Linked DNA regions of Homo sapiens: regions 1 and 3 are each linked to region 2. The links are chromatin loops, found by intact Hi-C in ENCODE. Cell type or tissue: A673. All regions are shown on one strand. Each heading gives the region's core, and the rest is flanking DNA. Links, peaks and the distances in the headings are about the cores only. Region 1 overlaps LINC02503 (long intergenic non-protein coding RNA 2503). Region 2 overlaps GSTCD (glutathione S-transferase C-terminal domain containing). Region 3 overlaps TBCK (TBC1 domain containing kinase).

The links. Hi-C counts contacts between places; a loop is a spot of excess contacts. Peaks named below come from ENCODE experiments on the same cell type or tissue, not always from the same donor. Only the 100,000 strongest peaks of a DNase experiment are listed, where the experiment ranks them.
Region 1: a loop joins it to region 2, with 9 times the contacts of the local background. A loop is called at or near these places in 2 of 110 quality-filtered maps.
Region 3: it touches region 2 in a loop (2.5-fold over the local background); 16 of 110 quality-filtered maps call a loop at or near these places.

The regions. Positions count from the first base shown.
Region 1 is chr4:103,989,780-104,000,681 of GRCh38, reverse strand. LINC02503 (long intergenic non-protein coding RNA 2503) reads right to left here. Exons shown (of 7, transcript NR_186772.1): 4 at 1,654-1,851; 5 at 751-870. Among named protein-coding and RNA genes, the nearest start is that of LINC02503, 34 kb to the right of the region's middle. In A673, for the core only: CTCF peaks have their summits at 4,526, 6,215 and 6,420 (motif pointing right); DNase peaks (open chromatin) are centred at 3,861 and 4,421; H3K27ac peaks cover 937 bases.
Region 2 is chr4:105,711,814-105,722,715 of GRCh38, reverse strand. GSTCD (glutathione S-transferase C-terminal domain containing) reads right to left here. Exons shown (of 12, transcript NM_001370181.1): 2 at 4,677-5,123; 3 at 3,189-3,656. The coding sequence starts at 5,102. Among named protein-coding and RNA genes, the nearest start is that of GSTCD, 8.5 kb to the right of the region's middle. In A673, for the core only: a CTCF peak has its summit at 6,842 (motif pointing right); DNase peaks (open chromatin) are centred at 6,845 and 8,505; H3K4me3 peaks cover 547 bases; H3K27ac peaks cover 1,135 bases.
Region 3 is chr4:106,188,487-106,196,486 of GRCh38, reverse strand. TBCK (TBC1 domain containing kinase) reads left to right here. Exons shown (of 26, transcript NM_001163435.3): 21 at 1,733-1,769; 22 at 2,717-2,878. Among named protein-coding and RNA genes, the nearest start is that of TBCK, 120 kb to the left of the region's middle. In A673, for the core only: a CTCF peak has its summit at 3,358; a DNase peak (open chromatin) is centred at 3,326.

The DNA of each region.
Region 1 (10,902 bases), core at 1,450-9,449, 1.7 Mb after region 2:
TCACCTATGAGAGGATCTGGGAAAGAGCTTTCTGGTCAAAGCAACAGCAGTCTGAAGGTCTTGACATGGAATAAGCTTAGTATATTCAAAAAACAGCAAGAAGGTTGGAGAGGCATAGAAGAGAAGAGAGGCAGAAAATAATGTAGAGCACTTGGGGGTGGGTTTATGTAGGGTTTTTGTAGGCTACAGTAAGAGTCCCAGTTTGATAAACATTATTTTATTCCTATCTGTCCAGGAAAACTTTCTATCCTCTTCTAGTATCAAAATGCTTCTTCACTATGAAGCTGACTTCTCTCCCCAGGTTAAAAAAAATATGCACTTGACAGACCTGCACAAGCCTTATCTCATTCACTAGCCATAGCCATTAGTGGAGGATGGATATGTTTTCAAAACCAAGTTAATCTCAGGCATTTTTAAACCTTATGTTAAAGAGTTATTATGAGAAAGGTACTTCCTTTATTCTACATGAAGAATAAAACCATCAGAGACATTCAAATTTCATAATATTCAAGACTCAGGGTCCAACCATTTTGTGTATCAGAGAGCCACAGACAGTTACATACATGAATACATTCCATGTTTTGATTAACTTGCTCGATTTAAGTTTGGCAACTTGCAGCTGAAAAAGTCTTAGCTAATATCCCTGTGAATACTTATCTAGCACAAGGATCTTATTTACTCTTACCTTGATGTTTAGAGTTATCTGAGAACTCCTGAGAAATTTTCCATTTGCCACAGTTGTTAACTTACCAAAATTCAAATTTAATATTGGATTGAGAGCAGCTTTTAATGCTCTGAGATTTAGTTGATGATTTTATGGGCTCCATAGCATGCAGAGAAGTTGCCTCCTATTAAATATAATGCACATCCCTGTGAAATAAATGCCGAAGTTGGCCTAGGCTTTTGAAGTTACAGTTCTTGAGTGACACATCTTTTTCAATTCACTTCCATAGGACTCAGTATAAATCCACTGCAAGCATGGCTATATTAAAGCATATTCTGGTGTCATGTGCTTCACATTTTACCCTGCGTTGAAATGTTAACCCATTGATCTTGCCTCATTAAACTCTTCTGGTAAATTGTATACCAAAATCCTTATTGTCTTTTCTTACCACATGGCCTTGAAAGTAATTATTTCAGTCGATATTGTCATAAATGCTGATGACTTAAATTACCACTATTATTACTTTGTCCATTGTCTTTAAAATTTTTATTCTGAGTTCAGTCTTCTCTGCTAATGTATGAGCCAAGATATCCAGTAACTAATTCAACTTCTTTACCTAGATGCTTTAAATTTAGCTCAACACTCAACATATACCACATCACAGTATGTTCCATGTCATGATCTCCTTCACTCCACAATGTCTCATGGATTTTATTTTTTCAATATCTATACTGTTTCAATCTTTGCAACCACTAATTGAGTCCAATCACAGATACTTTTACCTGGATTTCTGCAATAACCCCTAACTGCCTTCCATGAAATTATTTTGTCCCTTTACAATTACCATGCTATAATCCAAAAATAATAATTTAAATCTCAGTGAAATTATTGCAATCCCATGATTAAAATCCCTTGGTAGATTCTCATCAGTCTTTACATAAATATAAAACTCCTACACATGCTTTATGAGGACCTGCATAATCTATCACCTGCCCTCCAGTCCATCCACATGTCACACTACTCTTGCCTCCCATTAGCTGTCTGGCATGCTTTCTTTCCACTGGCCATAATCCAAAAACTTGCTTCACATCTGCTGCTGTAAATTATGACATCTAGTTGCTGTCGTTTCTTCTTCTTCCCCATTTCCGAAATTCATGCCCCTTCCTTTCCACTTCCAGGATTCGTACCTAGAACCAGGTAAACATTTTGTCTTTTTATTTTTTCTGAGTCATATATGTTAAAGAGTGTGTTTTATAGGTAGAGAGGGGCAGAATTAGAATTGAGGTTTGAGAGATTTTTCTTGATAAATACAACAAAATTGTTTCAGTGACAGGAAAGTGTCCATAATTACATTTGCCTATAATATGTATTTAGGATGAGTAACGTAAGGTACATTGGACAACCTCAAAAATAAGTTTTTATAAGAAAAGGGTACAAATCTTGACAATCATGGATATAAACCACTAAGTCTGTCCTGGGATCGAGTTTTATTATAGTGTTTTTAAAATTTTTAGGACCTAAGCCTATAAATCTTATTAGGAATCTTTCTAACTCCTTCAAGCCATGGGCTAAAATTCAACTAAAATTTCTTCTAGTGCTGCAGGTATTTTTAGTGGATGCTATGATAGAATTGAATGCAAGGAGAAGTTGTCTTTCAGCCTTACTAAATTATAATAAGAAGCCTCTGGCTACTGCTATTTAAAAAAGTTATTTTCCTGGGGTAACCTAGGAGGGAAAACGTCAGAATTTTATTACAGACAAGGAAAGGGATTATCATACCCACCTTTCTCCATTCCATAAGGAGTGGTCTCTACACTCCTTTTGGACAGCTCACTTTTATAATAGCTACTAGTTCAATTCTTACTAGTATTCTTTCCACACAATTTTGAATTTTGAATTGTGTGGGAAAAAGACTAGTAAGTACATTAAATTTCATAGTCATCAAACTAGAAAAATTCTCAACAGGACATCTAGTCCCTGCATCCACCTGTGGAGAAAATCTCAGATAATGGTGAAATGCCCAATAAAATTCCAGACTACTAAAATTGCCATAGGAATAATGGCTTAAATCAACTTTTTAGTTTCACTCGATTTCTTAATAGATTGGTTCATAATTAATTTCATTCTTTGTGCAGTGGAGAATATATTCATCTCATTGATAATGTTTTACATAATACTGTCCATATATACTTGGCCTTGAACTAACCAATTTGGAAAATAGGAAGAAAACATTCTCATTTCCCTGCTTTCTCTCAAACATGAAATAGTTTCTCTCTCTCTCCATGTATGTGTGTGTATATATATATGTGTGTGTATATATATATATATATATACACACACACACTCTAATACAACTTGTCTTTGTTTAAAGTCAATTTGCTAGCTAAATTAGAAAAACAAAGACAATGTGTGTATAAAATTTAATAGCAAAACAAGAATTCAAAAATGCTTATGGAATGTATATAAGAATGGAAGAAAAGGAGAAAGAAGACAAAAGCAAAAAAAAAGGATGGTGGGGAAGGGATGGGGGATGAAGAAGGAAGGGAGGGAGGAGGAAGGGAAGAAGAAAAGAAAGAAATATATTTTCAATTTATATATATGATTTCTGTAGTAGACCCATGATGATTCCTAATAGTTGAAATTATTTAAAATAACGCCTATGAATAAATTTTATATTTAGGTAGGCCAGTTCTATTTTATTTACCAATAAAGAAAGAGAAAATGATAAAATAAGAGAAGAAAATCAATCCTATTAGTGAGGAAATGAAGCTGAAATTTTCTACACTGTTTCTATGAGCCATTAAACATTTTTTAAAATTTCTCTGATTGCAGATTTAATAAAAATTTGTCTTCAGAAACTGCTGATTTTAAAATAATTTCTTACTATTGAGAATACAGCACTGCAAAGACAATACTTGTTTGGATAAATTTCTACAGAATGCTGAGATTTTTTTTTTTTTTTAAAGACCCTTCTTAGTAGCTAGCAGGGAGGAAAAATGATAACCCCTGATTTTCTCCAAACATCCACGTATCATTCCCCAACCTGGACCTGGAAATAGTTTTTATAGCTTGAAAAAAATGTCAGAAACATCTTCCGTTGAATTTAAAGGCTGTCTTCATGGTCATGTGAAAGGATTAGGAGAGCTGTGGGAACAAGCAGGTCTGGAATGTGCTTCAAAAGCTGCAACTGTAAAAGATGAGTCATGGCTGTGGGGCCAGTCAAGCTGAGACAAGAAGAGTGTTGTGCAGGCAGCACTCAGCCTTGAAGGATTTACACAATAAAAAATAAATAAAATAAGTCTGTTGCTATGAAATGCAGGCCATTGAAGGCTTAAATTTTAAAATGCTTTAATGTCTTTGTGTCTGCTTTGTTAGAAAGAAACAGAAAAATCTGTATTTCATAAATAATTTGGGTTATTGCCAATGGGGAAAGGAAACGTAGTGATTATTTTAATGGCAAATAAATTTATCGAGCTTTTTCTAAGCAGCAAGACCTCAATTATCAGTAGCAGCAAATAAAACAGCAGAAATGCCTGATAAAAGTCAGGGTAGAACTCCCTTTATCTATTCTTTATTCAAACTAAATGGGACAGTTAATGTTGTGCCTTGAGCAGGATCTTTGTAGTAAATTGGCCGTTTTCTTTTCCCCCAACACATTCTGGGATGCCTTTCAGGACAAGTAGACAAAGGAATTAGTATCTGTCCCTTTAACAGGGATTGTCTCTCTATGCCTGTCCTCCAACTCCCTGGCTATACTCCTGTCAAATGTTTTATAGGGATTAGAGGAGGAAATAGGACTAATGGATTTTCGTCTGAGACTTGATCTTCTAGTGCCATCTATTGCTGCTTTTATTTTTAACTTCCATGGCCAAGTTTTCATTAAAGGTTCAGCAATTCAGGACTATTTTTAAGTCTTAAATGATTGATTAAATTAAACACAGAGCCAATTAAATTCTCATCTCATATGGAGTGACTTTTAGCAATATTTTTCTGCTAAATATAATGAAGGAAAATGCACATATATGATCTAAGTTTGTACTGGAACTAAGGCTAGGTCATCCCAGTTCTGTTTTGTTTTCTTTAAAACCCTCCTTTTAAGTCTGAGTTATCAAGATAATTATCTCAATTATTTAATCTGAGTGACTCCATCGATATTTAATGGTCTCATCAAGATTAGATCTGCCCAAGCATCTAAGAATATTGGTGGGGAAAAATGTAGAAGTTGTAATTTCTTATTTTTCAGTAAAAATGGAATTTTATCTCATTGTGCCTAAACTTCTATTCCAAATTATTCTCTCTCCCTTCTTGTCTGCAAAAAGAGTTCTATTAGTACTAATATTTCATTTATATGAGCAAAGGGAAAAGTGGAAATGAATAACTATCTAATGTCTTTGATTGCTATAGGTAACAATTTTCCTGGGCAAGAAACCCTACCCCACCTTAATCTGACAATATTTTCTATTCTGAATTATAAAGGTAATTTTATTTATGCAGACAAAGGTAACACTGATTAAATAATCTAAATTCTAGCTTCTAACAACAGGTCATGGAAATTCTGGCTTATCCTGTCAGTTAAACATTAAAACAAAGTGTGCCTCCCATGTTAAATGCATGTGTTCAAAAGATATTTTGCTAAAGTTGTCATTCTTGACTTCTACTTGGCAATGTTTTGACAGGATATTCTCATCACGTCAAAACTAGCCGTGATTGGCCGGGCGCAGTGGCTCACGCCTGTAATCCCAGCACTTTGGGAGGCCGAGGTGGGCGGATCACGAGGTTAGGAGATCGAGACTATCCTGGCTAACACGGTGAAACCCCGTCACTACTAAAAATACAAAAAAATTAGCTGGGCGTGGCAGCGGGCTCCTATAGTCCCAGCTACTCGGGAGGCTGAGGCAGGAGAATGGCGTGAACTCGGGAGGCGGAGCTTGCAGTGAGCGGAGATCGCGCCCCTGAACTCCAGCCTGGGCGACAAGCGACAAAGGGAGACTCCGTCTCAAAAAAAAAAACAACAAAAAAACTGGCTATTATTCATGACTGTTGATCGACTGCAAAAAATAATGGTTATTCTAAAAACGATGAGAGAAGTGAAAGACCTCCTTATTTTCTTAAGAATTATTATTTCACAGGCTATTTTTTTGTTTCTTTGCTTTTTGCTTGTGTGTGTGTGTAAGTTTGGTTGTTTTTTATTAAGTGCCAACTGAGGGGAGCACACTGAAGAATAGAAACTATGGTCTGACAGGGTAAAATAAATGAACAAATCATAATGAAAAACAATTATTTTTTTTCAAGCATCTGATAGGTGTGTGTGTAATATGGGGAAAAGTCATATTGTAAATATCTTCCCAATATATCATACAAATAATTAAAACCGCCTTAAGTTGTTAGGTTTTGCAATCTTCCCTCCTTCGTCATCCTTCCTTTTTTCTTTCACAATAGTTAGAAAATTTTACATTCTAGCTCAGAATATAATACTTGAAATATATTTTCCTATTTTAAGCAATAAAAACATTAAAGAGACAAACTTTCACACTGTGGCTTAGAGAAAGATTATCAAGACTAAGAACAAGATGTGGAAATTGCTTAGAAGTAATGGCTATCTGCCACATTCTGGTGGTAAAGGATAAAACAGCAAAATGGACATAATTTTATTAAATATTTCTGACTGCAAAGGAAAATTTGTTAGAAAATAACAGGTAAATCAATCCGTTGGGGATACCATTATTATCAGTTTTATTAGAGAACCAGAAGAGGGCACTCACCTCCTGCAAAAGATAGCAAACTAACTAGAGCAAGCAATTGGATATGTCTTCAAATAAATAAAAACAAAGGATTCTAGTGTAACATTCATTATAGAGCCTTCTAGCATACTTCATGATAAATGTATAATTGATGATGTTCTATAATATCAAATAAATACTGAAAATATATACTACATTTGTATTACTTCAGTGGTAGCTCAAGACATTAAGTTGCTTTTTTTTTTAATATTACCATCCTTTTCCATGGTTTCATATTGAAATAAGGATTTGAGAATGATGTAATTTACTTGTATTTATTTGTTTTTCTTATTTGATTAAGAAGAAAAGAAAAGCTATGACTAGGTTCCAAAACTAACTACCACAATAAACAGTTGCCCAAAGAAAGTTTTTAAGATATTTTCCAGGGAATTCTCTGTCTCTGTGTCTCTCTCTTGATATTAATAGAGATATCGATAAAAGTTATATATACAGATATATGAATATGTATGTCTGTATAAATATACATATATATACATGTGTGATCTGAGCATTAAGTTAATTATCATCTAAAGTTATCCAAAACCTTGAAAAATGAAAGAAAAGTTGTATATTCTTCAGTTGTTTGGTATAGAAATTTATTAATAAAAATTAAGTCAAATTTGGTGATAGTGGTTTTATCTTTTCCTGTTGTCTTCTCATCTGCTACAAGGGTGGTGTTGAGTTGTCTCTGTTTCCCTTTCTTTCATAATCATATCATGTATTTTGAAGCTCTTATGTTTGGTGCATTAATATTTAATATTATTTTGTCTTCCATTTAAATTGTTTTTTTAATATTTGTGAAACTTTCTTCATCTCCAGAAAATTTTCTGTCCAAATTCTGGGTTCTAAAATTAATTACTACACAGTTTGACTGAAGAAAGTCTTCAGGACATTCTCTAAGGAATTCTCTCTCTCTGTCTCTCTCTTGATAGTGGTTAGATACAGATATAGATAGATACAGAAGATATATAGATATATGCATTCATAAATCAAGACCCATATACAAATGCATATATCTATATATGGATCTTGATATTTTACCCAGTATGTTAATCTCTGCCTTTTATGTTGAGTATTTAGTAAATTATATGGTTATATGCTAAGCATAGCATTTTTCTATTTGTTTTCTGTTTGTTTTGTCTATTTTCTTTTTGTATCTCTTTGACCTTATGTTGGATTAATTAAATAAAGGATTTATCGATCTGGTATTTTAATTATCTATTTAAATATATATATATACACTTTTGTGTACATTTTTCTGGTTGTTCTAAGGATTACAATATGCATCCTTAACATATCACAGCATAATAAGAATTAATACACCACATTGGCAAAAATATCATAATTCTTCAACAAACAGTATAAGAAACTTCTATCATTTGCACTATCATTTTTTCATAATTTACAATTATATAAGACATAAGTCCCCTAGAAATCAATAACAAGAGGAACTTTGGAAACTGTACAAACACATAGAAATTAAAGAATATGCTCCTGAATAACAAGTGGGTCAATGAAGAAATTAATAAGAAAATTGAAAAATTTATTGAAACAAATAAAAAAGGAAAACAATATACCAAATCCTATGAAAGATAGCAAAAGCAGTATTAAGAGGAAAGTTTATAGAAATATTTGGCTACATCAAAAAAGTAAAAAAACTTAAAATGAACAACCTAATGATGCATCGTAAAGAACTAGAAAAACAAGAGCAAACCAAACCCAAAATTTGTGGAAGAAAAGAAGTAATAAAAATCAGAGCAGAAATAAATAAAATTGTAATGAAAAAACAATACAAAAGATCAACAAAAGGAAAAGTTGGTTTTTTAAAAGATTAATGAAATCAACAAGCCTCTAGCCAGACTAAGAGAAAAACAGAGAAGACCCAAATAAATGAACTCAGAGATGTAAAAAGAGAAATTACAACTGATACCACAGAAATTCAAAAGATCATTAGAGACTCCCATGAGTAACTGTCTGCCAATAAATTGGAAATCCTAGAAGAAATGAACAAATTCTTAGACACATACAACCTATCAAGTTTGAATGATAAAGAAATCCAATGTCTGAGCAGGCCAATAACAAGGAATGAGATTGAATTCATAATAAAAAGTCTCCTGGCAAAGAAAAGCCCAGGATCCACTGGCTTCACTGCTAAATTTTACCAAACATTTAAAGAACTATTATCAATCCTACCCAAACTATTCCAAAAATTTAGAGGAGAGAATACTTCCAAACTCATTCAATGAGGCCAGGGGCCAGTATTACCTTGCTACCAAAACCACATGAACACATAAAAAAATAAAAAAGGAAACTACAGGCCAATATCCCTGATGAATATTGATGCAAAAATCCTCAACAAAATACTAGCAAACTAAATTCAACAACACATTAAGTAGATCATTCATCATGACCAAGAAGGACTTATCTCAGGAATGCAAGGATGGTTCAACCTATGCAAATCAATCAATGTGATAAGTAATTTCAATGAAATGATGAACAAAAACTATCTGATCATTTCCATTGATGGCAAAAAAGCATGTGACAAAATTCAACATCCCTTTATGATAAAAATTCTCAAAAAACTGGAACTGGATATAGAAGGAATATACCTTAACACAATAAAAGCCACATATAACTGACCCACAGCTACTATACTGAATGGAGAAAAAGTGAAAGCCTGTCATCTGAGATCTGGAGTAAGGGAAGAGGGCTCACGTTTACCTCTGTTTTCAACATAGAATTGGAAGTCCTGGCCAGAGCAATCAAAAAAGAGAAAAAAAATGGCATTCAAATTAGAAAGGAGTAAGTCAAATCATTTTTGTCTGCAAATGATAATGATCTTACATTTGGAAACACCAAATATAACTCCACCAAAAAAAACTATTAGAACTGATAAACAAATTCAGTAAAGTTGCAGAATACAAAATATATATATAAAACTCAGTAGCATTTCTGTATGCCAATAGCAAACTATCTGAAAAAGTTATCAAGAAAACAATCCCATCTACAATAGCTACAAATGAAATAAAATACCTAGGAATAAATTTAATCAAAACAGTGAAAGATCTCTAAAATGAAAACTATAAAACATTGTAAGAAATTGAAGAGTACACAAAGTTGAAAGATATTCCATGTTACTTTACTGAAAGAATTAATATTGTTAAATATCCATACTACCCAAAACAATCGACAGATTCAATGTAATCTCTCCCTATCAAAATGCTAATGACATTCTTCGGGGATATAGAAAAAATCATTCAAAAATTTGTATGGAATTACAAAAGATCCAGAATAGCCAAAGCCATCCTGAGCAAAAACCAAAATTGGTGGAATCACATTACCTAACTTCATATTATACTACAGAGCTATTGTAACCAAAACAGCATGATACTGGCATAAAAGCAGACAACAAATGAGAGGAACAGAATAGAGAGCCAAGAAACAAATCCACACACCTACAGTGAACTCATTTATGACAAATTTTCCAGCAATATGCACTGGGGATAAGACAGTCTCTTCAATAAATGGTGCTGGGAAAACTGGATATCCATATGCAAAAGAGTGAAACTAGACCTCTGTCTCACTCCATCTAAAAAATAAAATCAAAATGGGTTAGGGACATAAATATAATACATAAACCATGAAACTACTGCAGAAAAACATTAGAAAAACTCTCTGGGACATTGGACCTAGCAAAGATTTCTTGAGCAAAACCCAAAAGCACAGACAACTAAAGCATAAATGGACAAACGGGATTAAAAAAGCTTCTGCCCAGCAAAGGAACCCATCAATAAAGTGACGAGACAACCCATGGAACAGAAAAAAAATATTTGCAAACTACCCATCTGACAAGATGTTAATAACCAGAATACATAAAGATCTCAAACAACTCAACAGGAAAATTTCTAATAATCCAATTTAAAAATGGGAAAAAGATCTGAATAGACATTTATTATAAGAAGACATACAAATGGCAAACAGGCATATGAAATGGTCCTCAACATCACTGATTATCAGAGAAATGCAAACCCAAAGTGCAATGAGGTATCATCTCACCCCACTTAAAACAACTTTTGTCCAAAGACAAGCAATAACAAACGCCTGTGAATGTGCAGAGAAAAGGGATCCCTTGTACACTGTTGGTAGGAACATAGATAAGGACAACCACTATGGAGAACATTACGGAGTTTCTTAAAAATCTAAAAATAAGCTAAAATATGATCCAGCAATCCCACTGCTAGGTATATGCCACACAAAAAAAAATCAGTAAATCAAATACATATCTGCACTTCCATGTATATTGCACTACTACTCACAATAGCCAAGATTTGCAAGCAACCTACATGTCCATTCTCAGAAGAATGGATAAAAAACATTTGGTACATATAAGAACTAGAGTACTATTCATGCATTAAAAAGAATGAGATTCTGTCATTTTCCACAACATGGATGAAACTG
Region 2 (10,902 bases), core at 2,607-10,606:
TAAAATTTTAGTAACTCTGTAGTTAATTGTCAATAAAGGGCAGAAAAATTTGTCAGAATAAAAAGAGAAGCAAGATGTTGCATCTATTCAAAATATCTCCTCCTTTGCATTCCTTTACAATCACTTACTATATAAAATATTTGTTCTTATTTTATATCATTTCCTTAGTCATACTTCCTTTTTTGAAAATATACTCACAGATGTTTAGGTGAGCAGTGTAAGCAGAGAAAAAACAGTAAACAACCTATCTAAATGAAAATATAATCCCAGCTCTCTGTTTTTTACTTATAAATTAGAACTAGTGAGTTAAAGCTAAAAGCTCTTGAGGACCTAATGAATAGGAATAGACACAGAAAATACAAATTTACCACTAAATAAGTGGCATCAACCATTTTTGCAATATGCCAGCAAAAAGTGAGGTTCCCAACTTTATGCCGATGGGAACACAGGAAGAGGTATTTAGTTTTGCTAAAAAATCAATTTCTAAAAGAGGAATGATTTTACCTAAGCTAATAAAGATGTCTGTGTGTGTGTGTGTATGTGTGTATTTAAACTCAATTCAAAGCATTAGAAGTTAAAATGTAGAAAATTAAATCATAAGTGGTCAAATTACAAGATTTTATAAAATGATAAAATGCAACTTTCTGTCTTATAGGCGTACAATAATGTTTTAAATATTTCTGTCAAAGTGTACTTGCTTACTAGTAGCAACTGAAAAATAATATACAATCTTCTAGTATTGGAACAGTAGGATTTTGCCCTAGTATAGCTATTCATTGCTATTTCTCCCATAATGTTGATACGCTATCTACTAGAAAATTCTAGCAAATAAATTGAATGGGGGGAAACATGAGTGTACATATTAATTTATTCCTTTTAAATCTATTTCTAAGACTTTTCAGAGGAGAGGGTATCGTCAGGCCCCTTTCCTTATGAGGTGCTGAGCCATCAGGGGTTAACTTTGTAAAGTAATAAAGTATTTTCTGAAAAGGAAGAGCTTGCAGCAGGTTTATATATAATACCTTAGCATTTCCATGTTTGTCTCTGACAAATTAAAAAAAAACAAAAAAAACACCTCATCGATTCTACTTGTTATTGTTTTCCATCTTTGGTTTTATTCTGTTTAGCAGAACTGGGTATTTTCCCTAGTTCTTCTAATTTTGACCCTTAGTAATTCAAACCTTGATTTAGCAAAATTGACTCTTACTTTTATGTCCTTGACTTTATTCCTGCGACTAAATATTCTGTCCCTAGATTCAGTTTTATGTTTCTGGTAACTTGACCTTGATTACGGATGTTGAACTTGATCCTGATTCTGATCATTTGGATGGCCACTCCATTCACCTCAATGTATGTTAATGCAAGCAAAAAGGCTTGCCAACATAACCACTATATGAATTAAAATGACTACTTTATTACCCAAGATGATTTAAAGAGAAAAATATAACAAATATCAAGGGTTTATCAAAGAAGGATGAATTCTGGAAAACATGAGGTGGGCGGATCACAAGGTCAGGAGTTCGAAAGCAGCCTGGCCAACATGGTGAAACCCCATCTCTACTTAAAAAATACAAAAATTAGCCAGGCATGGTGGCGTGCACCTATAATCCCAGCTACTTGGGAGGCTGAGGCAGGAGAATTGCTTCAACCCAGGAAGCGGAGGTTGCAGTGAGCTGCGATTACACCACTGCACACAGCCTAGGTGACAGAGCGAGACTCCATCTCAAAAAAAAAAGAAAAAAAAATCCAGTAAAAATACAAAGGAACGAAGGAAAATATTTTGAGAATTAGTTTATGTATTCAAATAATTTTAATAAATTTCTTCAATAAAGGAATGGATATGCCACTTTCATTCAATTCTGGTGAAACTGGAAACACAGTTATCCAAAGAAGTCAAGAAGACAGAAGACCAAGTACTTCATAATGTATCAAATGACTGCTCTAATGACGGAACTTGGTAATAGAAGAGAGGGATCATGGAGAAGAGAACCTAGGAATCATCTGACTAGGAAAAAATTTAAAAATCAATGTCTTCTTCCCACTCAACTCCATGGACTCTGTGAAGACATATGACATCTGGCATTTAAAATAGCAATCAACATCTAAACAATTCCTGGATCTCTCTCTTTTTATATTGTTTTGGTTGCCAAATTTGGTTCAATTTTGAGGAAAAGAGAAATGTTCTTTAAGAAAATGACAATTGATGAATACTGCCGAGTTTACTTGTGAAGCAAAGCCTTCAAATACATAGATTTTCGATAGCAGTCTCTTCTGTCCATAGAGATACCTGAATTGTTGGTGATATATAATGAGAATGAAATCTAATATCTGATTCCTTAGTAGGGAAAAGGGGGAAATGCTTCCAAGAAAAAAACCCAAACAAAAGCAAAAAGCAATGCAGCTCTTGAAAACCAATTGGAAGGCTGCAGAGAGCTAAGCTTCCTATGTTCACTCTGGTATTATTTTCACCCTGTTCTTTTTTCCTCCACAGAGGGAATGTGTGTGTGCACACGTGTGTGCGTGTGTGAGTGTGTGTATGTAAGACAGACAGAGAGAGAGAGAGAGAGATCTTCCTACTCAGAAAACGTTCTATCTATTCTCCCCCAGCACATAATAACAGAGCCAGCTACTTTACTCTCAGAGAGAACAGAGAAAAGCACACAGGTCAGAATAAAATATTTTCAGTTTGATAATACCTAACATAAGATTAATTTAAGTGACTAACAATTCATTATAAAATTTAGCTGACAAGATTTTTAGTTTTTTTTTTTTTAACTGCACCCTCTAATAGTAGACGTCCAACGGAGTATCCATTGCACCACAGAGCCGACTTGGACCTTCTACTATTAGAAAGTAATCACAACAGAAACTTGAAATTAATAATAACAATTGTTAACATTTTAGCAACTTCACATTAAAAGTCATAGTAATTACTAACTTTGATTGAGAGCTTACTATGTGCCAAGCACTGTTCTCCATACTTCACACAAACTTTAATTTGTTCCTTACATTTTTCCTTTTAGATAGGTACTATTATTATCACCATTTTACAGATAAGAAAATGGAGAAAGATATTAATAACTTTCCTAGCAGCATATTGACAATAAAAAGTAAAACAGAAATTCAAACCTAGGCAATTTCATAGACTGAAACTCATAGTAATGTGTACAGTCCAGATGAAACCTTACCAAGAAATGATGGATACAGGGCAAGAGCACAATATCTGCCAGAGTGAAGTAAAGCCCTTCTGCAAACACATGCTCCAGAGGTGGAAGGTCGGAGGCTTTTGCTTTTCTGATGTGAGAAGGCTCTCTGTTGGTAGTAGCTGGTTCTTCCTGTACTGTGAGCTTTGAGAATGCCACTTTCAGTTCCAGACTCTTGGATGAAGAATCCAACCCTTCAGATGTTTCCTGTGTGTGGACCTTGCTCTTTGCCTTTCCCTTAGTAAGGGGAGGCCCAACTCCATCAGCCTTCTGTTGCTTGAGCTTCTGCCTGCGGAGTTTATCATCATTATGCACTCTAACAGGCTCACTAAGCTTTTTCTCTAGCTGTAGTATTTCTACAGGTATAGTTGGGGGCTGGTCAGAAGATTCTCTGAGAAAATTCTCAATAGCCAAAGGGATGGTGAGTTCACATAGCCTGGTCCACTGACTAACCTACAAAACAAAAACAAAACAAGAAATGAAAAGATTTTTTAATTTCAATATAACTTTAGAAAAAATAACTGTCTTATTGGGAAATAAGTTTTGAGCTCAATCATCCCTGGGCTAGGCTTTTATGTTGTATCAGGAGACACATCACAGTGCTTCAGAAGTAAAAACATTAAGCAAAAGAAGTTTAGCATTCCTGTATTCCCCTTACTAAATAAATCATTACTTCCCAAAGCCTTTACAATATACCTCCCCTGTCCTACCCTCCTCCTAGCCCCCACAATAAGCAGGGCTTCCAAAGCATTGCTATTTGAGCTCCTATTTATATGTAAACATTCCATTTAAAAATCAACATAACTAAAATAAAGAAAAAAGAGTTATTTTCTAAAAATGTCTCCAAACTTTATAAATTAAGACTTAAATTCTTATTTTTCAATACTGCACTGAAATATTGACACACGTAAAGGGTATATTAGCCCATTTGCATTGCTGTAAAGGAATAGGTGAGGCTGAGTAATTTATAAAGGAAAGAGGTTTATTTGGCTCATGGTTCTGCAGGCTATATAAGAAGCATCTGCTTCTGATCAGGACCTCAGGAAGCTTTTAGTCATGGTAGAAGGCAAAGGGAGTGCAGGCATGTCACATGGGGAGAGAGGGTGCAAGAGAGAGCAAGGAAGAGGTACCAGGCGCTTTTCAACAGCTAGATCTCTCATGAACTAATAGAGCAAGAACTCACTCATTACCCCAGTGAGAGCACCAAGCCATTTACGAGGCATCTGCCCCCACGACCCAAACACCTCCTACCAGGTCCCACCTCCAACAACATTGGGGATCACATTTCAACATGAAATTTGGAGGGGATAAATATTCAAACTATATCAAAGGGCTACTTTATTTCATTGGTTACTGGGGTTTTTTAAAATAAATAAACTTTTATTCCTAATAGGAAGTTAAAATATTAAATGGTCAGGTAATTATGTTATCACTGTGTAGCTTCAAATAACAGAAAAAAGACATTATACTTACTTCAGCACAGGCTTTCAAGCAAGTCTTTTTAAAGCCCAGAAGTTCCAAAAGTTCCTTCTTTAAGGGGTCTGCTTCATAGGATTTCTGGATTATGTGTCTCAATACAACAGCAAGTCCTGCTCTACAAAAATTGTCTGATCGTTCTACTACTGCAGGCAAACAGCAATTTTGGACTATTGGTGGGAGCTCCTGCCTTGAAATAATCTGTATTTCAACATCCTGGATCAGGTCATCTCTTAGTAGTGAACTATCTCTACTCACCTCTTTGGTGACAACTAAGCAAATTTTAAAGATTTTACAGTCACAGTAAGATAACAGAAATAAAGTTACAGATGTATGAAGAGGAAAGATGCATCCTTCTGTTTGGTGAGAAAAGTCCAGGTACAGGTATTCTTCTTCTGTAAGACTTTTCTTTATGGCTTTCATTTTCTTCTTTCATTGGGTCACCTAAAGTATAAATTGAAGTGATTATGGTCTTAGAATATAATCATTTAGAAGCTAAAATAAAAGATGAATGTTTCAAAAGCCTGTTCTAGAAATCAGTAAAAATTTGCAGTAGATAATAATGCTATAAGGTTTGTTTCTGAAGACTGACTAAATGACTTCCAAAAGAAAAAAATTCCACCCTGTGCAATTAACTAGCATTAGAGGAAATATTACACCCAGCTCCTTTAAAATGAGCAAACCCCAGTGCTTTGCAATAGAGCCCTCCCAATCAAGTATTTTGGGGTCTCACTATATGTGAGAACAGGAGATAAATAGAAGGGGAAATAAATTAACCAAAAATACTGAGAGCTGTCTGGGGATAATATCCTTGAGAAGTTTTGACAGTGCTGGTCCTTCCATACTGCTTCTTTTTTACGACCCTACAAAATAATAGGGAGGGGATATTCGTTCTTTCAGGAGAAGTGGATTCTCCTCAAGTAAGTGATAGCTGCTGAGTGCTGAATCATAATATAAAAATATTTAAATTTCCCCATAACATGGATACTGATAGCTATCTTAAAGTTAACCTGTCCAAAATCCAGTTCCTTATTCTCTCCCACCCCTCAAACCTGCTCCTTATGTGTCTTCCCATCTCAGGTTACACCATTCTTTTCCTTCACACCCCCATAACCAAACCCTCCAAGGTCTTCCCACCCTCCTTAGAGAAAAGCCAAAGTTTCTGCAACAGCCTACAAAAATCTCCTTGATCTAATCCTCCTTTATGTCTCAGAGTTTGTCTCATTAACTTTCTTCATTGCTCACTGCTCCAGCCAAAGTAGATTGTTATTCCTCTAAAACAGCCATCTCCAACATTCTTGGCACCACGGACCAGTTTCATGAAAGACAGTTTTTCCATGGGAGGTTGGTGGGGGGATGGGGATGGTTTCCAGATGAAACTGTTTCACCTCAGATCATCAGGCATTAGATTCTCATAAGGAGAGTGCAACCTAGATCCCTCCTGCGTGCAGTTAAGAGGGTTGGAGCTCCTATGAGAATCTGATGCCGCTGCTGATCTGACAGGAGGCGCCATTCAGGCAGTAATGCTGGCTCACCTGCCACTCACCTCCCACTTTGAGGTGGGGTTCCTAACAGGCCACAGATGGATACTAGTCCTGGGCCCAGGGGTTGGGGACCCTTGCTAAAACACTAGGTACATTCTCACATCAGGGCCTTTGCATTTGGTGTTTCCAGTACCTAGAACACTTCCTCACTTCCTTCAGGTATTTATTTATTCAATGGCAACTTCTTACTGAGATCCTCCCTGACTACTCAATTTAAATCACAAACCCCAATCCCCACGCTCCCTGAAAAAAACCTTTCTATTTCCATCTATGTTTTTTCTTCCTAGCGCTTATTGCTATGGTGATATACTATATGTTATTATTTGTCTCCTCTAACTAGAATGTTCCATGAGTAAAAATTTTTTGTTCACTGCTTTATAGGTTTATTATATATATAAGCAAGCAGTATTTGACAAATGAAAGCAGAGATAAATATACATACTGGTTAAAGGTGCAAACACACACAGTCTTGAGGTCAGATTCTTCATGGCTATTTTCAAGTCATATTCCTTAAGGTTTTTATCAATTGTCCTGTCTTTTTATGTTTATACATTTCCCGGGTCAAAAATTCCTAATGTTCTAATACATAAATTACAATTCCAAAACTGACACTAGATGGCACTCTTTAAAAGTATTCACCATGGAAATACGTACCAGAAACATGACATATTAGAAGGAAAATTACTTTAAAAGCTGTTAAAAAGTACACATGCACCTCTTGTCTTTTAAGTGTATTCAAAATGTTAGTGTACACTTAATTTTAGAAAACCTTCATCATACTAAATTTTCTTTAATATTTTAAATCCCTTTTTTAAAAAAATCTGAAACAAGACCTAAACACTTTAAGCTTCTTAGTTCTTCATTTTTTAAAACTAAGGAACTTGTAATCCATTATAAAAAATAAATATAGTCAGTAAAGTATTATCTAAGTTTCTTAATAATACAAATAATCACTACTGCTTTATTTTATATTTCTTCTATTAAAATATAACAGATATATACCATGATTTGTTACTTCTTAAAAGATTATCTGGGGGAAAATTATTTTATATACTGTAAAAGCAACAACTTTTTAACTTACAGATGCCATTTTCTCCCTGAGCTTATTTTTTAAAAATTTTTGTCACTGAGAGATAATTTTAAAACAAAAAGGTATTTATTAAAGATCAAAGTTCAAAGAGTTTTTTTATAAAGCTGAATAGAGCTCTGGAAATATTTTCATTATTAATATAACACCTTTATGCTATAAGTCCTTAAAAACAGTCAAACAAAGTGAGATCTGTAACAACACTAGGGCAAAAAGGACCAACCACACTTTCCAGGAATTAACAGTCTTTTTGAGGAGTTTGCTCTGGACTCACTCTCCTGACAGTAGGAGAGTAAAAAGAAGACTCACCCCTAAGTGTTTCAAGAAAGCAGTTTTGAAAGAAAACATGACTGATTTCATCATTTGCCCAACAGTCTAAAAAATAGTAATTACGAGGCTCATCCTAACACTTTTTAAAAAACTGGAAACAAAGCCATGCTATTTAATAGCTTTTAAGATATGTAGAAATATTCTTTTAAAAAGTATGCCTATATTTGCCACGTTGTAAGGCACATAAGAATATGAAAATAGGATTTTAGACATATTCTATAAACTCTTCTCACTGTTAGCACTTAATAAAATGCTAAATGTCAGCAAAACAGAATAGCAATAACCTGCCCATGGTGATATCTAAAAATTAATGAGATGCCTGAGAGAAAATGCAACAAAGTACTGTTGATTCTTAACGTATTTTTTTTAATATAGATGTTGGTTTTCCCCCTGGGAGATTAAAAATGTTACTTAATGATCTTAGAATAAAAAAAAAAATTACTCTCCTTGAATAATGTCTCCCTATTATGTACTAATATAATTTTTAAAATAAATATTAAATATTTGTAAACCTGTACAAATGTGATGTTTTTGGCTTGCACTGTGCCTTTTTAGAGAGTAGAACCAGTATTTGCTCCAAGTATGCAAATATCACAGGCAAAAAAAAAAAAATCCTTCCTCTTTTTTCTTTTCTAGCTTCAGAATGCCTTAGTTCGCTAATTTTCTGTCACGAGCTTTAAGAAGGTAGGTACTATAGAATCAACTTCTGTCTCCAGGGCTTCTGCGGCACAGCTCTTGTTACTCCATATTACATTCCTGCCAAGCACAGAAATAGAGTAATTTACTCTTTCTCAGCTTTGACAGGTGCCACTCTGCAGAGAGGGAGTGAGAAAGTAGCAGACAAAACCACAAACTTCAGGATATTAAATAGAGTGTGCATCTCTTTCCTGGACGTGCCAATTTGCTTGGGAATCTTGCCGAATGAATAAATGGGTAAAAAGAAAAGATTATGTCTTTGATTTCATTACTCAGGAATGTTCTAATATATTTTTAAATGGTGGAATTAGTCATAGGTTTAATATTTAGGCATTCAGATCTGGTTTTTTTTTTTCACTTTCATTCTAATGAATATATCTTAGCCTTGATAAAACACAGAGAATGAGAGATAAACAGTAAACATATTAAAAACAAGCATACTTCTCCACAGTCCAGAAAAAATAAAGCTTGAAAATTTTGTGATCAAAATTCAAGTCAAGATCTATGGCATTATGTATACATAACATTATATATTAGATAAATTATATATTATATAATGAAGACCAAAAAGTGCATAACTGCTGCAAATGATTAACCTGTGTTTTGTTTTTTGTTTTTTCAAATAAGTTATCTTTGTGACTACAATTTGATAGGAGCTCAACAAATGTTAGGTAAATAAAGTTTTAAATATTACATACATTTTATTGTCCACCTACTATGTGCTAAGCACACAGAACATGTGCATTACTTCTAATGCTCACAATCCTTAAAAGTATTTTATTTCCATTATAGAGATGAGAATTGTACATCAGTCCAAAAGTATTAATTAAATTCATAAAAGATCTTATTTAGAGACATTTAAGAATAGGTATTGTTCTAATATAACAGTACTATTTATAAATAAAATTTCATAAATTGAAGCAATTTTACCAAAGTGAAAATTGTCAGATATTATGTTATTCTAAGCAAGTATGCTGGTTTCAGTAATCCTTGATATAAACTTCCATTCCAAAGGCTGGGTTATTTGACAAGTTTCTGCACTGGATTAAATTCTTTGGCAATTCTTTCCTGATTCCTTTCATTGGCTACTCTGCAGATGTCTCAGTGACCCACAGCTCAGTGTTTTGCTCTCTGCTCAATCCACACTCCATCCTTCGAATACTGGCTTTCAAACTTTTGAGCATGCCACACAATTAGGTATATATTTTATAATGTAACACACAATACACTGAATAAAATAGAAACAAAAATGTCATGAAGCAATACTTATCCTACAATATGGGATAAATCTGATATTTTTTACTCTGTGCTTGTTTTTTTAAATGCTGGTTGTTACTCATTACATTGATTTCCTGACTCATTAATGGGGCACAACTCACAATATGACAGCACTGTTCTGGGTGATCTCCAGTGCCATAGCTTTAAATATGATCTGACTCTTACATGTATATCCCAGCCGTATCTTCTCCTCTAACTCCAGACTACTATATTCTACTTGACATCTCCATGTGGATGTTTTTCTAAACCTGCTCCCCTTCCCTTCGTGTTCTACTTCCTGGTAAAATGGCAACACCAATTACCCAGATGCTTAGGCCAAAAACTCAAAAGTCCCACTCAACTTCTTTTTTTCTCTCTCTCATACCCTGCCATCTCTACCTTTGAAGTATATGCTAAATCCAACTCCTCAGCACCTCTACCACTACCACCTTAATCTAAGTCATCGCCAGTGCTTACAAGGACTACTGCAAAAGCCTATTAACTATTTTCCTCCACTTTCCATAAAACAGTCCATTCTCCAACAACAGGGTGATCCTTAAAAACATAAATCAGATGTCTCGTGCTCAAAACCATCCAATGGCTCTTCAGCACACTCAAAATAAAATCCAAATTTCCTATTATGGCCTATAGGCCTACTGTGACCCTAGCTATCCCTTTCTGACCTCATCTCTTATCCTTCTTCACTCCCTTCCAGCCATAGCTGTCCTTGCTGTTTTTGGAAGGTGCCACTTGAGAATATTTGTACTTGCTATTGCTTTGCCTAGAATGCTTTTCTCCAAGAGATTCACAGGGCTTGCTCCCTCATTTCATTGATTTTTCTGCATAAATATTAACTCAGAACAGCCTCTCCTGACTGCCTGAATTGAAAAAGCACACCCTAGCCTCTTACCTAGCTTCCCTTTTTCTTCATAGCTCTTATCACCTAACACTATAACATCTCCAGTGCTTAATGAACTGAAACTTTAGTTCAAGGAATGAATGTACATATATGAATGTCAGAAATCACTGTCTGAGAGTATTATTAATAACTTTAGTCTTGGTACAATGTGTATCTCATTCTTCATGACACCATTCTTTCTTTTCCAAATTAATAACTCTATTTTAAGGACCAACTAAGTATAAATTAAAATGAAGAAATAAGATCACCTTTGTGAGGTGAATCGGGAAAAGTATAAATGGAATCTAACCAAACTCATAAATAAAGCAAGCACAGAAGTTTTTATGTATACTTATATCCAGGGCAAAGGAACTAAGAATCTTAACTAGATTCCATACATGTGCCTAGCAA
Region 3 (8,000 bases), core at 1-8,000, 480 kb before region 2:
CAATATGCACCTTTTACTCATAAATTCATAATTGCTAGGTGCTGAAATAATATTTATTTAAACTAACCCTGTAGGTAGTAAAGAAGTCTTTAATAGCAGCCTGTATTAACTCATAAAGTGAAATAAAATTAGTGCTTTTTCAGTAAATTATTGTTGATTTTTGATACTTGCTATTGACAAAGGAGATTTTTACTCTACTTTTATAAATTAAGGATGATTTGTCACTTCTAAAACCTTCTAAAATTTGAAAATGTATATGTCTATATGTGTGTATATAGAACGATATATACTATATATATAGCTATATATGTGTGTATGTATATATTTCTAGGTAGTAAACTTAGGAGAATAAATTTGTCAAATTATTAATAATGGTAATATTAGATCTTATTACTTTTAGTCTGTTATGAAGCATCCTGTTAATTAAGTGGTAACAAAAAGCACATGCTTCATAATACCTTTTATTGAGACATTTTGAACATTTAAAAAGTATCTAATTAATTCTTAAAAATACAATTAAGAGTACCTCAAAACTTATGAGGACTGTATTAGGGTTCTCTAGAGAAACAGAACCAATAGGAGATATATAAACATAGATAGAGGAGATTTATTATGAGTAATTGGCTCACACATTTATGGAGGCTGAGATATCCCACAATATGCTGTTTGAAAGCTGGATACCCAGGAAAGCCAGTGGTATAATTGAGAGTCTAGAGGTGTTTGTAATTCTGATTCCAAAGGTCTGAGAACCAGGAAGCTGGTGATACAAATCCCAGTCTAAAGGCAGGGGAAGATTAGATGAAATGTTCCGGCTCAAGCAGTGAGGTAGAAAAGAAGAGGCACATTCCTCCTTCCTCTACCTTTGTTTTGTTCAGGCTCTCAGTTGATTACATGATACCTACCCACACTGGAGAGGACAGTTTACTGAGTCCACTGATTCAAATGCTGATCTTATCTGGAAACACCATCACACACAAACACACACACACACACAAACACACACATTTAACCAGATACCTAGGTATCACCTGATGCAGTCAATTAACTAACACAAGGATCTTTAAAATCTCAGAAATATTCTGTACAAACCTGTAAAGTAAAATATACCCTTGAAATTAGTATACCAGCATTGCATTTGGATTAGCCATGGTCTTGAGTCTATCCTTTGGTGAAATAAAGACATTCTGTGAATAATCTTTGCCAAAAGAGTCATCTACATTTGTAATGTGGATAGTATCATTATATAAGAGTATTTGTAATAACTGTAATTACCTATGTTAAAAGAAAAACCTTTGACAAATTAAATTTAACAGAGTTTAATTGAGGAAAGACCAATTCATAAATTGGCAGCCCCCAAGCCAGAAGAGGTTCAGACACTCCAGCATAGCCACATGGTGGAAGATTTATGGACAGAAAAAGAAAAGTGACATACAGAAAACAAAAGTGAGGTACAGAAACAGCTAGATTGGTTACAGCTCAGCATTTGCTACAGTCTGTTTACACATCCAGTTAGATATGATTCACTATGTATGGAGAAATCTTTAGGCCGAACTTAAAACATTTAAGGAGGCAGCTTTAGGCTAAACTTAACACTACATTCTCTTTTATTTTAACCAATAAAGTAGACCAAAACATAGAACTTACATTTACCATTTAGTTTATTGGTAATCATTCTAATTATCTTTTTTATTTCCTTTTTATCCATTCCCTGTACCCCTTTTTCCACTCATAGCTCTATGCCATCCCTTGGTTTCTTACCATGTTTACTCGTAAGTATGACTTCCCCCGGTTTTTTTGATATTGTATTAGCAAAAGGACAGCCCGATGCCTCCCCATATTTTATATTTACAATAACATTGAGCAGATTTAGTAAGTATTTTTATGTGTTTCTAACATAATAGAGTTAGGTAGAAAAGAATTTCAGTTGTTCTGATCCCTGAATATCAAAGTGAGAATTCTATAAAATAAAAACCTATTGGACATTTCATGATATTTGTACAAACTCTGCCCCCCTTTGAAAAAAAATTAACTATAATATTTACATAAAGCTTATAAGGGCAACTATTACAATCAAATCAGGCTTAATTTTCAGAGATTCTTCAGTAACTTTTATTTTTTAAACTAGGATTCCTCTAGAAATTAAGCAGATTATGTGAATGCGTAATACTTTAATTTGCTACAAATATTAATAAAGTGGACATCCTTACTAATAAAATATGGTTTACATGGTAACTGTAATAATATTTGAAGTAGATATTTATGCAGTGGCCTGGAAGATATACATAGTATTGTTAATAAGAAAAAGGAAGTTACAAAAAATAGGAAGTTGCTCATAGGATTTTTGGTGGGAATTTATTAAAACAGTTGTTTAGAGAATATAATAGATACGTTATTTTACTGTACCTAAAACAACACTAAAGTTCATCTAGATAAATCTGTGAGAATAATATAACTGGAAAGTTCTGGGAAGAAATATTATGAATGGTTAATAGGGTTAAAAATATTATCTGTTTGATTATCAATTTTTTAAGATGCCTTAGGAAGCTATAAATTTTCAAAGCCAAATAAACATTTCATAAAAAGAGTTTGGTAGTATTAGCTCTGAAGTAATAGTTTTGACCATAAGGTAATAATTATAGAACTAGTAAAGTAAGTTGTTATTGTTTTAATTGTTATTTTGGTTTTTTAATTTATTTGTATTTTTATCGTTTTACAGATGTATTTCCACTACACAAAATTTTCCACCTCTGGGATACCTTACTACTTGGGAATTCCTCTTTCCCATTCTGTATTGGAGTAGCAATTCTTCAGCAGCTGCGGGACCGGCTTTTGGCTAATGGCTTTAATGAGTGTATTCTTCTCTTCTCCGATTTACCAGGTATAGATCTAAATAAATGGAGCCATTAAATGAAATTTGACTATGAAATAATGACACATTCTTAAGCCATTGGCAAAAATAACCATCCAGGCCTTCAGCATCTCTTCTGTTTGGGCCTCATCATCCTCTCTGGATTCTTTCTCTCATATACTGCTTCTTCTGCTGACCCAGCATTGTAAATACAAATCTGGGTCATACCCGCTCACTGTGATTTACTTCCATCTTGGTAATGCTACTAAATGGGTAAAATGCCAGGAAGTTGGGGGCAATATCATATTTGCTCTTTTGCTTAGGACAGGGGCTGTTTCTCTTCAGTGATGGAAAGTATAGAAAGGCCACTTGGGAAGGTGTTTAAGAATCTGTGTTTATAAAAAGATACAATTCACAAAACTTTGTTGCCTCCCAGCCAAAGCTGCTTGCTAACAATTTTACGATTTGACAAAAGGAAATACTGCCCTCTTGGGAGGACAAATCATCTATGTCATGCAATGCAGGAGAATATGTTAAGCTATATAGAGTATTCACAAGTAAGGAGTTTGTAAACCTAGGAGTTGAATGCTTAAATGTAGAAATATGGATAACTATAGTCTGAGCTTTGAAGCTATGGGTAAAAAGATGAAATTAATGTCGTTACCTAGGATGTAACTAAATCTATATTTTTGCAGAAACTTCAGTTTTTTTAGGTGAAAAAACTTCACAGTACTTTATTGACAGCATCCCTTGTGCTGTTCTCCATATTTTCAGGCAGGCCCAAGTTACTGCTGATAATAAACACACTTAAAATTATCCCAGAATCAAATTTGCCTGAAAACCAAATAAAAAACAAAAGGAAGGTCCCTTAAGATTATGTCTTTATTAATTACTCTCAAGAAAAATAAGAAACCTACTGCCAGCCCTCATTTTTATGTTTAATGGATGATCTGTACTTGGTACTTTACCGCCTCTCTGTTGAAATTTTTTATCATTTGTGGGAAAATAATAAGAAAAATACCTTGGATTTATTTAAAACTTTTTATTCCCCCTTCCCTCAAAATTGAAACTATTATCATCAGCTTTCTGACTTATCAAATTTTAATTAAAGTGAGTTATTTCTTACTATGAATGAATAGTTTAGGTCATATTTTTTTCTGGGAGATTATGAAAATCAAGTTATCTATTTTTTTGTTTTGAACAGTAATAAATAAGCTAGTTTCGCAAACTGGGAATACTGTTTATATTATGCAGATGATTTCTTGTCATTTCCAGCTTGCCAAAGTAAACATAAGATGATTGATTAGGATTAAAATACATTTTCTGGCCAGTTCTAAAAATATATATATTAGGAATGCTGATTGTACATTTTCAAATCAAGCAAATGTATTGCCTTTCCAATTCAATACATAAATGCTCCTGTTAAACACTGGTGAAGCATCTGTTTTTATACTTTATAGGGAGATTAGTGGCAACTCTGCTTGTCTGTTAAAAAATTCATGCAACTGTGTATTTTATGGTCGACTGACATATTTCTGTCTTAATTCCATAGGAAAAATTATTCTATGTCTTTAAAATTGCCTGCTTTGGGTTTACTTTACAGATGGTATAAGATTAGAATAAAGTTTCTCGATTAATTCAAAACTGAAAGGAATTGTACAGTATTCTTACTAATGATCATTCAAGAGATGTTATCTTGCTTGTTTTAGGCCTTAAAAATGAAATTCTGGTAATTTTATCCTTTCTAGTCACTATATCATAACATCTGTCAAACCTTATTAAACACTCATGTTGTTCAGAGCATGCTATTCAAATAGGAATGAAATCTATTTAGTTGATGTAGTGTCAGCTGGTACAATTGGGTTTCTTTGCTTAATTGCTCTTACTGCAAATTCATCTTTCCATGAAATAATTAATCTGTTTTGCTTATAAATAGGTTATCCTACATGCAAAGACCCAAGATATTTCATCTTATATTAATAACTCTTAAATTCAGTCCCAGCATCCCTGCTCCTAACATCTCAATGCATTGATGATAGGTCCTATTAAAGCACTTAACTGGATGAACAGGAATGACATTTTCCACATATTTTCAAAGCTGCCTAGCTTATCTATGTCTTCTTCCTTTCCATTTACATTACCACCTCATTCCTGAACAAAATATTATTTATTAGTAATAGTATAAACTTCAAATAAATAAGTTCAAATGTTCACAGTAGGCACAAATTTGATATTTTTAACTGATGAGCATTCTATCTGTTAAAAGTATGTATGAATAATACTATTTTCATTTTATAGCAAGATATTCAGTGAAATACAAGTTCAGTCATCCCCCGGTATCGATGGGGGATTGGTTTCAGGACTCCCCCAGATTCTGTAATCCACAAATGCTCAAGTCCCTTTGCATGTAACCTATGCACATCCACCTTTATACTTCAGATCATCTCGCGATAACTTCTAATGCCTAATACAATGGAAATGCTATGTAAATAGTTGTTATACTGTATTGTTTAGGGAATAATGACAAGAAAAAACGTCATGCTCAGTACAGACACAGACATTCATTTTTATTCCCCAAATATGTTCACTGAGCAATTGGTTAAATCCATGGATGCAGAACCCATAGATATAGAGAGCTGACTATTTAAGAAAATTTTGTATGTACTTAAAAGTTCTTCTTACCAACCTGGCTAACATGGTGAAACTCTATCTCTACTAAAAATACAACAAATTAGACGGGCGTGGTGGCAGGCGCCTGTAGTCTCAGCTAGTTGGGAGGCTGAGGCAGGAGAATGGCATGAACCCAGGAGGCGGAGCTTGCAGTGAGCCGACATGGCGCCTCTGCACTCCAGCCTGGGCAACAGAGTGAGACTCTGTCTCCATAAAAAAGAAAAAAAAAAAAGTTCTTCTTCTTCATATGTTTAGATTGAATGTGTTCTGCGTGTATTTGGATAAGTAGGACAAGAATCTGGTGACCTCTGATTTTATTTTCACACTTATATTTTATGTAGCATAGAATTTGAGAGAATTTATTTGGTCTCTTAAAACAATAAGGCTTTGAGTTTACTTGAAGTAAAACTTATTTTAGTCAGAGATATAGTGTAATTGTGAAGTTTTAGCTAAAACAAATGTTCATATTCATCTAAGCAGCAGTTATATTTTCATGAAATGCTTAACCAAAGCAAAGAAAGCAGGTATCAATGTTGTGGTTCAATATCACCATCAGATGAGTGGACAGTTGACTACTATAACTTTTCCATTATTCAGTACTTATCTTAATAAAGCAAAAGTGCTGCCAAGTAAATTTAGTTATACTACATTTATATCCAAAGTTTTTAAAGTATTTTAGAGATGTTTAAGTATATAAATGGGAAACAATTTGGGTTTTCAGTCAATAGTTTTTTATTGTAATCTAGGGATAAATATAAATTAAATAGGGTTACTGTAAGATTTATGTGTAATCTTTCCATTATAAACAGTGGCTTAGATTTTTGAAACTATAAGACTTAATCAAATAGCTTATTATAGCCAGTAGGCTACTAATTTGTGACCTCTTTGTTAAATAGTTATCATGGTGATGAATACTGCAGAAAACAATAGGAGTTTAAAACAGGGAGTTAGGCAGTTTTTCTTAAGTAAATGATACCTAAGATAATATTTGAAATTATTTAAGTGATATTGGGGAGTGGGGAGTGGAAAGAGAGGAAAATCTTGTAGACAGAGGGAATAAAATGCTCAAAGGCCTGAAACAGCTGAAGGAAGTTGGAGCAAATGGGAAAGTGGAGAGGAGTGGCTAGAAAAGTGAATGGAGAGGTAGACAAAGAAGGATCATGCAGCATCTTGTAGGCCACATTAAAGATTTTTAAAAATATATTTGTTGAGATATTTTTTCAGTATTTTTGAAGTAATGAAATAAGTATTTAAAATAACATCAGGTACCAAAATACGAATGCTATAATTGATATTAATATTTGTAGAGCTTTCTGATCTCTCTACATTTTTTTCAAGGTGATCTATCATGAGTGAAGCAAAGGATTCTTAACATAAGTGCTCCCAATAGTTATCCATCATTTTTTCTCCCTGGCTTATAGCCAGATATGGGATGGAGAAATGATTTGTGAAAGAGTAGAGCAACTGTAGTACACAGTTGTTCAGTGAAAGTTTTGTATTGTCAAGCCTGTAAGATTGATGCCACTTTACCTGAAGCTGAGAATTAATTATTCCCATTTTCTGCTTGTAGCTACATGATATTCATGCATGTCATGCATGTCTATTTTTCTTTTTTTTTTTTTTTTTGAGATGGAGTCTCACTCTGTCACCCAGGCTGAAGTGCAGTGGCACAATTTTGGCTCACTGCATGTCTGTTTCTAAGTACACCTTGGAATTGCAAAAGGACAATCAAAATGGAAATTAAATTTGGAGGTTTTAGCAGTGGTCCTTCTCTCCCCCACCCATCTGTAAAAATTACATATAAACATTAAAATCTGGATGGCATATTAAAGTCTTGTGAGTTTAAAATTAGTTAAGGATAAGTGAGAAAGTAGTTAATTTGTTTATATTGGCATGGTGTATAGTCACTGAAATAAAACTTTATGAAAAATTACTTTTAAAACCTCAGGTTATGTCAGTCTTGTTTGTGGTGGAAATACTGCATTATTTTATGGAAAAGGGGAAAATTTAAAAACAGATATTACAATACATCACCTCCAAGCTAATAAATGGTCATGAAAATAGCAGCCAGGAGCATGACTGATGAAGACTCTGAAATTGTAACGTGATTCTAGGAAGCTGAAAGAATTCACATAACACTAACCTAATTGTTGCTCTTGAAGCATACAACTAATTTTGCAACATGTAAATACTTTATAAAGTTTAAAAGAAATATTTCGTACGTATTGGGAACTGTAATGAAAAATAATGTTAGAGGTGATCAGAATTTTTACTTATCTTGAAAATTTAGAGTAGATCTGAGTTCTTATACATCTTAAACCTGGTCCCAAATTGTCAAGAATCTGATAGGAAGGCCTTTCTCTATAGCAGAGCTGCTTGTTTTATGGTTGATAAGGGTTTCTGGTTTGTGAAAGGATTCCTGCTTTCTGAATTTTTTGAGCAGTCCAAAAATTATCTTATAGTTTAGATCAGTGTTATTAAG